2 separate regions of the Homo sapiens genome follow, and region 2 is linked to region 1. Evidence: read pairs that join two places in POLR2A ChIA-PET (ENCODE). Cell type or tissue: PC-9. All regions are shown on one strand.

Region 1 (8,000 bases):
GGGTGGAAGTCACAGATTTTAGCTGGATATGAGAAAGGATTTTTCATTATTTCATAGACGTAACGGTGGATGGTAGAGGGGGTTACTTGTGGTTTACAAGCAAAAGTTGGAAGATCATTTTTATTTATTTAGTTAGTTACTATTATTATTTTTAAACCAGTCAAGTACGGTAGTAAAGAAGGTCACTTTTAGACAACACAGAAGTGACTTTGTTCATAAGGGAGCTGGACTACATGGTAACTAGGATTCCTTCCAAATTCCAAATTTTAGAATTTGCCAGAAATCATCACCTCACTTTTCAAGTCACAAAAGAAAAACCTAACAGCCCCCCATCTTAGAGAGCAGTAAAGGGAAGAAATGCTTTGAGTCTTAATATTACGGTAAAAAAGGAAACACATGCTTCTCCCAGGAGACTCCTTTCGTAAGTTGCTTTCCTTCATACACAAAGACCAATATTTTTGTCTGCAGTTAGAGGGAAAAAGTAAGATAAAGCTGCAATAATTTGGGTTGAAACAAGAGGAAATGAAAAGTAACTGCTAATTAATGCTGAAATAAAGGTTTAGCTCACCTATATTCTAAATACAATCCTTAGAAGATGTAGTTCCAACTGGTTTCCCACATTTATCAACCCTAAGACCGTAGGCAAGTCATTTCAGCTCTCAAAGCTTTAGTTTCATCACCAGGAAAAGTGAATCAAATAGTGGGCTAGATCAAATTGTTGCTAAAAATCAACAGGATGTCTAGCACTCCTCATAGCAAAATGAATTCCGAAGAAACAAAGATTTATACCTGAAAAATGAAACCATAAAATATCAGGAGGAAATTATGTGTTTGTGTGTGTGTATATATATAGAATATGTAACTATATATATATAAAAAATAGATTTGTAATCAAATAATATATATTTGTATATTACATATAAGTATATATTATATATGTAATTATATATGTATATGTAATAATATATATAATGTATATATACAAATAATATACATATATTTGTAATCTTAGAGTAAGGAAAGTCTTCTTAACTGGGATACAAAATGCAGAAGTCGACTGGGCGCCGTGGCTCACGCCTGTAATCCCAGCAATTTGGGAGGCCCAGGTGGGTGGATCACCTGAGGTCAGGAGTTCCAGACCAGCCTGGCCTAATATGGTGAAACCTCGTCTCTACTAAAAATACAAAGATTAGCTGGGCGTGGTGGCAGGTGCCTGTAATCCCAGCTACTCAGGAGGCTGAGGCAGGAGAACAGCTTGAACCCAGGAGATGGAGGTTGCAGTGAACCAAGTTTGTGCCACTGCACTCCAGCCGGGGTGACAGAGCAAGACTGTCTCAAAAAAAAAAAAAAAAAAAGCAGAAGTCATTCAAGATTGATAGATTCAACTACATAAAAATTCTAAATTTCCACATGTTAAAAAAAACATAAAAATACCACAAGGCCAAAAGACAAATCATATCATAGATAAAGGGCTAATTTTTCTCAAATACAAAGAGCTTCTACAAATTAGTAACAAAGAGATCAATTCAATAACAACGTTTAAAAAAAAAAGAGAAAAGGAATATAGAAAGTAGTGTTTTGTAAACATATAAAGAGATGCCAATGTCACTCATAATAAGAAACACACTTTAAAACTAACCCAAGATAAGATAACATTACCAATCTGTTAACCAAAAAGAGACTAAAAGGCTGACCACCCTCATGTTGATAAGGTGTTTACATGTTGTGGGTAGGAAAGTAAATTTAACACGCACAAACTCTTTCACACAGCTGTTCAGTTTCTAGAAACATCTTACAATGACTCTGTACAAGGATTTGCATTGCAGCAATGCTTTAATCAGTAAAAGCTTGGTAACATGTAGAATGTCCACCTACAAGAAACAAAAATAAATGATAGTATATGCACACCATGGAATATTATGAACAATAAAAAAGAAAACTTCATGTACTCAATTAGAATGATTTTCAAAAAATTACTATTACATGAAAAAAGCAAGGTTCAGAGCAGTACACATGAGACAGCACCATTTTGTCTTTTAAAAAGAAAAATGCTTAACATGTCAGAAATGCTTCTACATGCAGAGAATATTTCTGGAAGGATATTCAAAACACCAGGGAGAAGAACTGAAAATCTGGAAGACTTATTTTTCACTATATAGTCTTTGGTACCTTTAAAATTTCACCTAGATTCAGGTATTATAATTTTAAAAATACAAAATCCCTAAGGTATAAACATTCCATTTCTAGGGTTAGCTTTGCCTAGATTTCTACATACAGTTAGATATGGAGGTTAAGCTATATATTCCCTCCAAGGACACAGAAACAGCCTATGACCTTGAGGCTGGGAGATCTCCACCCTTGAAGTACAGTGTGAAGATGGGATGCCAGTCCTCTGCCACTGCACCCAAGTTCCACGGCACTCTTCACTGTCCTTTGGCCCAGTACAGAGGGCCCAAGCTGCAAAACCAGGACTGTATGCCCACTGCATAATGGATATAAGGCTCTTCCATGCTTTTGGGGGAAGTTCTGTTGAAAATAACTAGATCCAAAGTGGAAAGGAAAGGAACCAGAACATTTACACAAACCACAACATTTCAGCTGAGTTTACAATGGCTTCTTGCCTGTTTAAATCAGGACAGCCAAGAACAGACTGCCAGATAAATTGTCATTTGTAGGCACCTAGTGAGCTTAGGCAGTTTTCCACCTGTCCAGGCAAATAAAACAGGCTGCCTTGAGTTATGGACAGGTGGGCCCTGTGGCGCCAGAGACTGGGTCATTAGAGCTTGTGAGCAAGAGTAGGATACCTGGGAAAGATTCGCTCAGCATCTTGGCCCTGCCCAGCAGCTACAGGCCACAGACATTCTTCTTACCCACTGGCTACTCACCTGGTAGCATCAAAAGGGAACATCTATGGAGAAGAAAGCAGGATAAAGGAGCCCTAGGCAGGGAGGGTAGTCGTCCATGATCTGATCTCATCTCACAGAGCTGAGATCAGAGAGCACATCTTTGAGGATGCTGGCATAACACTGGGGTCAGGAAAAGACCCTGTGTTGTTTCTGAGGGTCACACATTTCAAAGGAAGTGCAAATGAGGTCCAGATTAATTGTTTTCTCAGAGTCTTACATAATAAAAAGCCTATCCCCCACCATCTGGCTGCCACTCTGACCACACAGCATATCTCTAAACAAATTAAACTTCTCTGGGATATATACACACACATGCGTGCATGCATACACACAGACCACCTTCATATCTGGTCTCTAAGAAGCTCCCTCTACCCTGATGTCCCCTAAGTCCACCCAGGATCAGAGAATGTCTGAGGCCACCAGCATCTCCCTCTCTTACTGGTTGTAATTACCTATGGGCCTGGCTCCTGAGAGGATGTATTTAAGATTCATCAGGGCAAATTATTTGTGGTGAGTGCTCTTTTAGGACATCAGCACCATTTCTGTGTTCCAAGTGGTGGTGGCATACCCTCAACTCACCTTCCCTGCCTCCATGAACACCCAATCAGTTGGCCTCCCTCACTGGATCTCCCATTTCTGAGATTTCTGGCCATCTTCTGGTCTTAGTAATTTTGAATTCTCTTCCCTTTGCTTCGTGATCCTGGTTTTCAGATTTTATTTCTGCCTTGAGTATGCAATGAGCTTATGGAAAGGCATTTCCTAAGACAATGACCTATAACCCAGCCCCTCTGCCAGAACTCACCCAACATCCTTGCCTAGGATGACAACAAGAACAATGATCAAGTTTGAGAAATTATGATTTCATTCTAGTTCAATAGCTTTTTAAAAATGTGGGTATGTGCATGTTTAAAAGCATGCACCCAACAGCTTAAAATAAAGAAATCAAGGAAAAAAACCAAGATGAGAAAGGCAACAGGTAGCAATCATGACTAAAGAAAAAGGAAGTTAAAAGTAAAAGTCAAGTTATAAGGTATATTTGTAAGACAATATTAAGTGTAGGGTAGGATTTTAAATTTCTCTTACAGGAGAAATTAATTAAGAGAAAGTAGCCCAATAACCACTCATGCTTCTCCCTCCCCACCCCAAGCATGCACAGCTTGCTCCTTCACGTCCTCCTCAAAGGGGCCTTCCTTGGCTGACTCACCTAACGGCAGCAATCCTCCCACCGCACCCTCTAATCCTGTTCTTGGCTGTATTGTTCTCATAACCACTCCCATCATCAACTACATACTACGATTTTTACCTATTCATTCTTTTTAAATTCTCATTCCCCTCTAGCTTTCTAGAAAGCCAGCTCCATGAGGGCAAGAGGATTTGTCTGTTTTGTTCATTGCTGTATCCCCAGCACTTACAGCCTACCTGGAACAGAGCAGGTGCTCAACAAATTAGCTGAACGTGTAACTGTAATACAAATATACTTCAATTTTATACTATTACTGATTATGTAAAATACCTCTACTTGTTCTTAGACACAATTGCTTAGAATAATATAAAATGAACTATTATTCCCAAAGTCATACAAAATCACGCACTCTGTATCCTACTGATACTTTACTAGAAAAACAAGATACAAAACCAGAACCAAAGTATAAAAAGAATATCCCAGAAAATGTTTCCTTCTCTGATTCTCAGCATTTGTATGGACTGGAATAAAGGTCAAATTCCTCTCATCTATAGTCACCTACATTCATTGTCACCCAAGCTTTCAGTTTGTAACATAACAAAAAAGGGAGAAAAGGAAAATTCTCCTTTTGCTGGTGATTTTGCAAATACCCCAGCTCCCTCCCTGGTGCTTGATGGTGCCCTCTTGCTGCAGCTAAAGGGAACCAGGCTGTTTAGTGGGGGACTGGGGCTGGCGGTGGGTGTGGTGGCCTGCGGATACCACGAGTGGCAGAAATGCTGGTGCAGAATAGAAATGTGGGTCAACCCTGGAAAAAATGTTAAAAAGAAAAAATAAAAGCAAAATCCCTCTGGTACAGAGGGCTGAGAGGCTAGAAGAGAAGCCTATCCTTAACTCCACCTGTAAAAATAAGAATGAAAAGGAAAAATGAATGAGAAAAGTAGGGAGGAAGAAAAAAAGACAAAAAAGCATAGAAGAAAAGGGGAGAAAGAGCAAAGGCAAAAAGAAAGAGGGAAACAGATGAGTAACAGATAGGGACAGCAGCAATGGGGAAATGCATCGGTGGGAAGTGAAGTGGCAGCAGCAGGGAGGGTGCATTCCCCCACTCCCCCAACCCCGCTTTCCAGCACCTGTCCAGTTAGAGACGTGATGGCAGCAAGGGACCAGCAAGCGGGAGAGAGAGGTGCTGAACACACCAGTTTTCTCATCACCAGTCAATTGCAGAGCCAGGACTAACTCCCGCTCATTCACAACACCGTGGAGTTTCTCCTGTTAGCATCAAGGCCATGGAAATGCATATAAACATACATAAATACACACACACACACACATCGCATACATATATGCGTGTGTGTGTGTGTGTGTGTATACACATATATAATCTAGGCTAACAAAAATCACTTTGATAGAAAGGCCAAAACTGTTTATTTAGGGCTGCCTATAAAATAAATGAGATTATTTTAAAAATATGAACAAATTACCTCAATATTACCAGACCACCTAAAGCCAATGGAAATATAAAGGGTGTTTCATCTAGGATAACAGTTGTGACTACTCTGTATACTTGGAAACAACTTAAATAGACACTCCAGGTCCTAATCTTTCCCCAGAGGTAGGAGTGTCACATTCTTGTTCAGGGCGGGAGGGCTTTGCTCAGCACAAAAGACTACACAGCATGCTTGTTTACATAAAGAGGAACAATGCACATTGCAGAATATGGCGTGGGAAATTTAGTCATCATCAGTGGAAATGCAAATCTCCTTATTTTACATTCTTCTTTTTGCACACCTAACCCCCAAGGGTTAAAAGCAGCCAAAGCCTCTATGGAGTTGAACCAATCAGCTTGTCTCTTGATGACATCATGCCTCTAATGAGAAAGAGCTGGAAAGGGCGAGGTGGCGAGGCCACTTCTGGACTTGGCCTGAAAGGGTGCCCTCCCAGTTGCTGCCACTTCACTTCTCAGGAAAAGGATTCAAGAGCCAAGGGTTTCCTCAGCTACCATTTCAGACAAAGCCAGGACATTCCCAAAATCCTGTGCCAGAAATTATTCTCATCTTATACAAAATGCATACAAAGCATGTCCCTGCTCTTCACCCATCTCCCACTTATTTAATATTTATGAAAGCTGATTACAAAACACAAATTTATCATTTAAGCCTTTAGCCAAGTTTTAAATGACTCCAATGTTTATGCTAAGTAGACAAACAGCCTTCTGTGGTTTTCTCTTTCATAAACTTTAATCCCATTCAAAGGCAGGTGAGAGGCTAATCTGGTCATCACAAACTTTTTATCCATTCAAACCACAATATGACCAGAAAGCCATTTTTGTTATTCCTACAAGGTATTTATCTCAGATGTTAATTGGTGCTGTGTGTGTGTGCTGTGGGTACATCACACTGTGCAAGAGACAGAGGATAAAGACATACCAAAAGGAGACTCTGCCGCAGGAACACACAGCTGAGATGCTGAGGACACTGCCAGCTTGATGAAGGGAGAACAGGTTTCTTTCTTATAGTAGGAAGTGGGAAAGGCTTAAAGTTTTGGATTTTTAATTTTGTTAAATTTACATATTTTTATTTGGAGATGTCTATATCAGTGCAGAAAAACAAAGTTTTAGAGACACTGGATGCCATTACTTTATATATCATTAGTTTATTATAAAGAAAGTTTAAAATAAAATTTAGAAATTTAGTTTATTATAAAGAAAGACATGGAAATTATATTATGAAATATTTTAGGACTTCAGTGGAAGGAGCAGCTTCACGTGATGCCATTTCAATAGTGATTTATTTCTGTCTGCATTCTTTCCAAGAATGTCACCATCTCTAAATAAGAAATAATCCTGTCACCTAGAACTACTTTGGTGCCTCTATATTCTGGGAGAAGAAATTTGTCTCCAACTTCCACGCTAATTGGTCGAATCTCTCTACCCTTTCCTTTAGAGCCTGATCCAACAGCTACCACTGCTGCTTGTGATACTTCTCCCTGAGATTTTCCTGGAGGCATAATGCCTCCTTTGGTTACAGTTTCAGCTGCACTCCTTTCAACCAATATTCAGTCAAAGAGTGAAAGAAACTTTCTAAATGCTGGTCCCGCCATGACTCTACTGCCACAGCTCTGGTGCTTCCAGTTAAATGATGAATTTCTCCTGCTTCCCAGCACCCTGAATATCTAAGCCTTTCAGTTCATTTGCAAATGAAGATTAATTTACAATTTACATGCTAGAGTCATGTTTACTGCTCCAGCATACAGCCATCTATGCTTGCTCAGAGTTGATAGAAACAGTGCCAAAAACTGCTGTATCACTCAGGGTCCCTGCAGGAAAAGACGGCACAAATTGTGCACCTGAAGGAACTTAGTAATGGGATTATTTACACAGGTTTGGGTAAGGTGCAGGGAGGGGAGCTAGTCACAGTGAGGAGCCTTAGGTCAGAAGGGTCAAAGGGAAGGACTGTTTACTAGAACCCAGAGAGAACAGCTATTGGGAGAAGGTCCCTCCCAGGAGTGGTGGCTTTCAGTAGAGGGACAAAACCAATCCAACAACCCCTTGGCCTATTAATGCACGACACATAAGCAGATAGAAAAGGGTAGGAACTGGACCTGAAGGGCAGGTGGAAAATGCCCTGTGCAGTATCTAATGGTTGGAGAAGTTTCAACAACAACAAACTAACCAACCTTATGATATAGCCATACAAGAGAATACTCAGCCTTTTTAGAATGACGATCTGAATCCAGGTCTTATTGATGCTGCCATGGTAAGATATCCACAACGTGCAGTTATTAGGTAAGAAAAGCAAATTATAATCAGTAAATACACTAAGACTCCGAATTTGGATATGTATTGAATGTTAACAGAGGTTAAGTATGCATGGAGGGATGTGGGTGAATTTCCCACTCCTTATCTGTATATTTTT
Region 2 (8,000 bases), 370 kb before region 1:
GCAAGGGGGCTCACACCTATAATCCCAGCACTTTGGGAGGCTGAGGCAGGCAGATCACCTGAGGTCAGGAGTTCAAGACTACCCTGGCCAACATGGCAAAACCCCTGGTTATCCGGGTGTGGTGGCACGCACCTGTAATCCCAGCTACCTGGGAGGCTGAGGCAAGAGAATCGCTTGAACTAGGGAGACAGAGGTTGCAGTGAGCCAAAATCACACCACTGCACTCTAGCCTGGCAACAGAGCAAGACTCCATCTCAAAAAATAAAAATAAAAGGATTTCTTGCAAAACAAACCCCTGGACTATTCCAATTCTGACATATATGTATGTGTGTACACACACACACACACACACACACACACACACACACACACACACACAAAGCCTGCAGTGCACATGCAGCCCCCATGCTCCCATTCCAATACCCACTGTCTGGCCCCAAGAAGAAACTCAGCCCTTCAGAGAACTTAGGTGCAGGGAGGGGCATGACTCCATCCATTGCCCATTGGCAGGTGAATTTCATGGGCAGTGGTAGTTAGAAGCTTAACCCAAATGGCCCAGAGCTCTAGAGAGACCTGGTCTGGGGCCAGAGCAACTAAGCCACCTGGGGCCCAGTCCTTCCCACCAAGTCCAGTTGTCTCCCTTCCCCGTCTCTGCTAGGAGTAGGGAGGGGCTCACTTTCAGGGCAGCCCTCTGTGCTCCTGGTCAGCTGGGCAACCCCCAAGTGCCTCGTACTCCTCGTGGTGACTCAGGTGTTTCCCTGATGCCCACTGGCAGGCTGTACGGTGTGGGAACACTTCTGCCCTACCCAGGGGATGAGTGGGGACAGTCAGTGTGCCAGGGGCCTCCATCCTCCATGGGCTCCATCTGCCACATGGTACAGCCTGATGGACCTTCTTACTGTACCAGAGCCTAAGCTGGATCACCACCTCCATCACAATAGTACTAGCTTCCCTTCTCCAAGGACTTATTACACACCATGCTCTGTGTATGTTGGCAAATGTAATCCTCACAACAACCCTAAGAGGCAGGTACTATTATCATCTCCATTTAACTGACGTGGAAATTATGGCACAGAGAGGCAAAGTAATTGGCTCAAGGTCACACAGTAACTAGAGAAGCAGGATTTGAGTCAAGGCAGGTTGGCTCAAGTCTTAGCCACTCTACTGTGTGCCTCATATATGGTGCTGGGTAAGACTGGACCAGGAGCTGGCATGTCCTTGCCCAGCTGGGGCTCCTTAGTCTCAGTCTGGAGCCATCACCTCTGAATCCTCTGTCTGGCTGCCAGTCCCCAGCTGTTTCTGTCAAGAACACCTTGGTCAAAGCCCTTCTGGACATTACTGCCAGAAAATGACTCCTGTGTGCTGAAGACAGCCACAGGCTCTCGTCCCTGCCTCCCTCTCCAGGCCTATCCTCCTGCTCTGCCTGCCTATGTGCCTCATGATCCCACATCACTCCCTGAGCATGGAGGCTTGAACTGGCACCTGCCTTGAATGCCATCCCCTCCACTAGCTAAAACCTTCTCTCCTTCGCGACCTGTCTGCACCTCCTCTTCCGGGAAGCTCTCCTGGACTAGCTCCATTCTGTTCCTTCTCACCACAACCCTGACCCGGGCCCTCCAGATCTGCAATCACTACACCAAACTGCAATGTCTGCTAACTGCTCTGGCCTCACCATGTTATCAGTTTCCCAGAGAATGCCCTGTATCTTACTGAGGTAGGTCCCAGCACCTGGCACGGTGCCTGGCATTTAGTGGGTCCTCAACATACGTTTGCTGGATGAATAAATATACTAAAAACATGAGCCTTAGCCACACTATTCTGAGTTGTAGCACTTGCCACTGTATCAGTTTTCATATATTACTGCCATCGAGATGCAATACTCCAAAGAAGTGAATTCCACCGGCTTCAGTCAGGCCTGGGTTCACACCCTGGCTCATCCCTCCCATCCTATGACTTGGGGAAGACATTAAAACTGGAATACTACCACCTAACCTGAGAGGCTGCTGTGTGGAATAAATAACGATGCAGTAACTGCTTAACAGTGCCAGGTAGATAGTAAGGGTCCTACAAATAAGGACCACAGTGGCTGCTGCTATTATTATCACCCATGGCTTGTGTTAAGGGATTGTATGGTGATATTCCAGTCCTAGAAATGTGCTAGCCTGCTGAAACCCAAGGGACCTCCACAGACAGAACTTCCCAGTTCCCTGCCTCACCATCAATTGTGGGGAGAGAACCGGCAGGGAGCCCCCTACTCTGGGCACATGCTTCTTTTTTCAGGGAGAAGGGCCTAAACCTTCCTCCCCTTCTCGCCCCACATGCAGGTGACCCAGTTGCTGTCACCTCCTTCCTCCCATACTGCAACGGAATAAGGGGCAGCCTCTGGATACAAGACAGAGGTTGCCCCGTCTCCGTGGCAGGTGCTTTTGGGATCAGAAGTGAGGGATGTCATGGGAGAATGGGTCTGGCTGATTCTCTCCCAACCTTTCTTATCAATCATTAATCCAAGTGCTGACCTAGTGACCTGGTTTTCTAGGCCAGCAACTCTGCCGTGTTCTCTGCTTACTATTTGCCAATCCAGGTCACCCCACCCTCTTAAGGACACAGGAGAAGCCCGGGTGGCCTTCTAGCTGGCCAGAGTCAGCCCAGAGAGTCACCTGAGGCCAATCCCCAGGAGTGGCCTGGGGCTGGTTTTGTTCAGAGAGTGCTGGAACCAGAGAAAAGACAGCCAGGAGGCCACCCACGCATTCCACAATTCTTCCCATTGCCCCAAGAGGCAGCCCCCTAGGAACAGCCTCCAGGGCTGGAGAATGTCCTGGAGAAGAGACCAGAGACAGGAGGGTACTCTTCACCAGGGATAGGAAAGCTGCCACAGAAGGGGGCCTTGGGTGTGCCCACCCACCCACCTGCAGTAGGGAGAAAGGGGCACCCAGATCCCTGCATCACCTCTCCACTGGGAGCACTAACGTGCTGACCACCTCTGACCGCAGCCACTGAAGACTGCGAAAAATCTGTGGTTTTCACAAAGAGAAGCTCAGCAATGTCAAAGCACATACACATGCATAAAAACAAAACTGAAAAGACATGGCCACAAATGTTAAGGGTACTTTTCTCTGAGGGGTGGAGCTGTAGGTGATTTCGATTTTCTTAATTATATTTTCCTATGTTATCCAATTTCTTCACAGTGAGCGTGGGATACCTTTATAATCTGGGGTTGGTCGGGGGAAGGGGGAGACATTTTTAAAACCAAATAAAATGCTGAGAGATGCCAACGAGGTAAAGGAAAGGCCTGCTCAGGTCCCAGAAGAGACCCAGATCTCTCCTACTGAAGCCTGAATGGGCCTGAGACCCCTCACACTACATGGAGAGGGCTTCCAGGGTAGGGTGGTTCTGCCGGCCAGCAGAGAGACTCACCAGAGACCGAGCCAGAGCCCTTCTCAGCTAAGACCACAGGGGCTATGGTTGTGGACACTGTCCCTGCCCCTCTGCCCTTCTGGTCCCTGCCAGCTGGTTTCATTCACTTGTTCAACAAATATTTGTCAAGTACCTACCACCATGTGCCAGGCTACATTAGCCAGCAATGACCAGGGCTATGAAGGACAAATGCCAAGCAAGGTGTGGCACTCAGAGCACATGAGTCAGGTGCGAGTGGCCAGGAGACGCTTTCCTGAGGACCTTACGTAGCCTCTGGCCCAGGCAGGCTGAGTGGGATTCCAGGGTGATGGGAACAGTGATGTGAAAAGGCCCAAGGAATGAGGACCTGGGCTGTCTGTGGGTAGAGAGAAGGGCTGTGGCTAGAGGTCACTCAGCGTCTTGAAGGGTAAGCTGAGGATGTGGGTATTTATTCTGGGAGGAGCAGAGAGCCAAGGGGGTTATGAAGAGGATGGGGAGGAACAGAGCTGCATTTTTACAAAGACTTTTCAGGCTGCTGTGGAGAACAGACTGAAGATGAGAACAGACTGAAGGTGATAACAGACTGAAGATGATTTCAGCCAGGCTCGGAGGAGCAATAGTTACAGCAAACCTGGCAAGGGAGTCGGCAGGAGGGGAAGGCCACCTGGAGCCCTGCAAGGTCTGGGAAGCAGCTGCCTGTTGTGTTCCTGGGAAGACTCAGGCTGAGGAGTTGAGGGATGGGGCCCTGACTCAGAGCTGAGTACCTCTCTGGCTGCCCCACCTGTGTCCTCACTGAGTAAAATGTCAGAATTAGATCATCTCCAAGGCCTGTTCCTGCTCTGCCCTCCCAGGGTTCAGCCTCCCAGAGGTCCTGGTCTCAGTGATTCCCGACTATGACACACACATACAAACACAGGTATCTGGGGAGCAGACGTGGCGCTTGGCACTGCTTGGCATGAGGCCAATCGATACTAACAGCCACATTCCCAGGCTTGACAACTACACCCAAGCCCCTCACACATCTGACACAGAGCTCTTGTGACCAGGATGCCAACCATAGGTCAACAGCCCTGCTTTAGGGGCTCTGTGGTTACAATGTGGACACCACCACTTATACCTTTTTCTTTTCTTTTTTTTTTTTTAAGACAAGATCTCCCTGTCACCCAGGCTAGAGTGCAGTGGCACAATCACAGCTCACTGCAGCCTCGATTTCCTAGGATCAGGTGATTCTCCCACTTCAGCCTCCTGAGTAGCTGGGACCACAGGTGTGCACCACCACGCCTGGCAAATTTTTGTATTTTTTGTAGAGACGGGGTTTTGCCATGTTGCCCAGGCTGGTCTCGAACTCCTGGGCTCAGGTTATCCACCCGCCTCAGCCTCCCAAAGTGCTGAGATTACAGGTGTGAGCCACCATGCCCAGCTACCTATTTCTTTACAAACAATTAAGACTAGGACAGCCCTTTAAGGGCACCTGGCTAGCTCAGTTGGTAGAGCATGAGACTCTTAAGTTCCTGAAGTGCTTTCAGGTACATCACACATCACTTAATCGACCCAGTGAGATGAGTGAAGGCAGGGCTATTTCATTTATCACTACACCCCCTACTCTGAGGGAAGCTCTGACTGGCTCTTGCTCGCCTGTGAATGCTCTAGGTGAGGGGACGAAGGCTGGTGGTAAGGAGAAGGGCAGCCACTGAGTGGGTGGCCAGCAGGCCCCATGAGAGGCAATGAAACTCTGACTGGCCCAGGAGAAATGGGACGTGCAATTGCAGCGGGGAGGCAGGAATAGGGATCTGCAGGGCAGAGAGACTTCTCAACCTTCCCAGGGAGAGAGGAGACATGGAAAAATCCCACAGTTAAGCTGTGATTGGTCGGTCTGTCCAGGAGAACCCAGGGATCTCAAGTTCAAGTCTCACCTAAAAGCGTTCACGTTCTTTGACCCTATACTTCCCCTTATAGGAAAACACTGAGCTGTTCACTGCAATGTTATTTATAATAACAAAAAATCAGAAATGGCCCAATGCCCAATAATAGAGGAATGGTTAAATATATTAGGGCACACCCAGACAACTGAGTATTACCTAGTCATTAAACTCATGTTTTCATAGAATATTTAATAACATAAGTGAAAAATACAATACGAATTTACATAAAGATCATGATTCTCATGAAAATGACTAGAAAAAGAATAGAAGAAAGTTCCCCTGTATGAAGAGGGTGGTAGGTGATTTTTTTGAGACAGAGTCTTGCTCTGTCACTAGGCTGGGGTGCAGGTGTGACCTCAGTTCACTGAACCACCTCCTAGGCTCAAGTGATCCTCCTACTTCAGCCTCCAGAGTAGCTGGGACTACAGATTCATGCCACCACACCCAACTAATTTTTGTATTTTTAGTAGAGATGGGTTTTCACCATGTTGGCCAGGCTGGTCTTGAACTGAACTCCTCCCGGATCACAAGTGATCCTCCCGCCTTGGCATCTCAAAGTGTTGGAATTACAGGCATGAGCCACTGCACCCAGCCTTTGTTTTTTTTTTTTTTTTTTTTGAGACAGAGTCTCACTTTGTCGTCCAGGCTGGAGTATAGTGGCACGATCTCAGCTCAGTGCAAACTCTGCCTCCCCGGTTCAAGTGATTCTCCTGTCTCAGCCTCCAGAGTAGCTGGGATTACAGGCACCTGCCACCACACCCAGCTAATTTTTGTATTTTTAGTAGAGATGGAGTTTCACCACGTTGGCCAGGCTAGTCTTGAACCCACCTCAAGTTATCCGCCTACCTCGGCCTCCCAAAGTGCTGGGATTACAGGCATGAGCCACTACGCCCGGCCTTTTTTTTGGGGGACAGGGTCTCACTGTTGCCCAGGCTGGAGTGCAATGGCTCGATCTCAGCTCACTGCAACTTCTGCCTCCTGGATTCAAGCAATTCTCCCACCTCAGACTCCCATAGCTGGGACTACAGACATGCGTCACCACGCCCGGCTAATTTTTATATTTTTTGGTAGAGTCAGGGTTTCACCATGTGGGCCAGGCTGATCTTGAACTCATAACCTCAAGTGATCCACCCACCTTGGCCTCCCAAAGTGCTGGGATTACAGACATAAGCCACCGCGCCTGGCCAATGTCACTGTACTTTGAAACTTTCGGTAACACTTATGATCTTTATTTTACTTGACCCACGATAGCATGTGATAGTGATATGACTGCTCGATCCCTCCTCCTCTACGCCTTCTCTTCATTTGGCTTCCTCCCAGGTTTTGCTCTGATATCACTGGCTGCTCCGTATCAATCTACTTTGTTGGTCTCAGTCAGTAATTTTCTTCCTAATCTCTAAAGGTCTCTTTCATTCTCCATCTACGCTCCATCTCTTTCTGATCTTATGCCAGCTTGTGCCTTCCAATGCCTTCAGTATGCTGATGATTCCCCAATTTATTTCTCCAGGCCAGCTTCTCTGACACCTCCACACGGATGTCCAATGGCAGCACAAGCCTAACACATCCAAAACCGAGCCCTTTACCTTCCCCCCATGGTCTCTCTCATCTCAGTAAATGACAACTCCAACCTTTAAGTTAGAGTCAAGGAATCTTGCTGGCTTTGCCTTTAATAAATATACGGAATCTAATTACTTCTCACCACCTCTACTGCTATGACCCTGGTCCCAGCCAACACCATCTCCTGCCTGGATTACTTAACAGCCTCCTAACTGGCTTTCTGGCTTCTGCCTCCCACCTCACCACCCACTCTCTGTACAGCAGTCAAAGTGATCCTTCTAAAATACAATTCAGATTCTGTCCCTCCTGTGATCAAATCCTTCCTGGAGCTTCCTATCACAGAGAAAAAGCCCATCTTAATACCTGCCAGCAAGTCCTTCTGGAACTGGTACCCCTGCCTGCTCCACTCCTTCTGGTATATTAAGTACCAGGCACACGGCCTCCTGCTGGTCTCGACACAGCAGGCATATCCTGCCTTCAGTGGGCCTTTGCAGCGGCTTTTCTCTCTAGCTAAAGTTCTTCCCCCTCCCCAGTTACCCACCTCCACAGCTCACTGCCTCACCTTCTTCAGGTCCTTTCTCAAATGTGGCCATCTCAGTGAGGTCTTCCCTGGCTTCCCTATTTCAAATATGCGTAGTCCACCCTCAGGTACTTCCATCTCCCTTCCCTGCTTCAACTTTCTCCATCCGTCTTATGGCTATCTGGCAGAGTGTATATATATTTCCTTATTTGTTTAGTGCTTGTCTCTTCCCAAAGAATATAAGCCCCAGGAGGCAGAGATTTTTGTCTGTTGTTAGATTCACATAACCCTCAAGTATCAGAGGAGCAACTGGCATAATTGCAAAAAGACGTCTGTTCACCACGCACCTTGAAGCAGTCCTGTAGAGATCACTGCTCCACGGGCTTCAGTTTTCCAGGGGTATCTGACCCTGCTTTCCAGACCACTCCAGACCATTCCAGACCCTTCAAAGGAGGAGCTTATCAAGATGAGCATAAATTGGTAGAAATGTGGTGGAGAGCGAATCTAGAAGCCTGAGGGGCCTAGCAGCGTCTGGCTAGTTCTTTTGCTAATCTGCCAAGTGACGTTGGGGTTGGTGGTTCTGTGGTGGTGGTGGTTGCGGGAGGGGG

The links. Peaks named below come from ENCODE experiments on the same cell type or tissue, not always from the same donor. Only the 100,000 strongest peaks of a DNase experiment are listed, where the experiment ranks them.
Region 2: POLR2A ChIA-PET joins it to region 1 with 5 read pairs; 1 of 35 experiments calls an interaction of 5 or more read pairs at or near these places.

The regions. Positions count from the first base shown.
Region 1 is chr6:35,022,705-35,030,704 of GRCh38, reverse strand. All of the region lies in intron 11 of ANKS1A (ankyrin repeat and sterile alpha motif domain containing 1A), which reads right to left. It also overlaps the pseudogene HSPE1P11. Among named protein-coding and RNA genes, the nearest start is that of TCP11, 110 kb to the left of the region's middle. RefSeq lists an enhancer at 5,814-5,963. In PC-9, a CTCF peak has its summit at 4,800; DNase peaks (open chromatin) are centred at 4,134 and 5,824; H3K27ac peaks cover 3,907 bases.
Region 2 is chr6:35,397,333-35,405,332 of GRCh38, reverse strand. All of the region lies in intron 2 of PPARD (peroxisome proliferator activated receptor delta), which reads right to left. Among named protein-coding and RNA genes, the nearest start is that of FANCE, 51 kb to the left of the region's middle. In PC-9, no CTCF peak of the experiment used is centred here; DNase peaks (open chromatin) are centred at 2,592, 3,642 and 4,382; H3K27ac peaks cover 5,602 bases.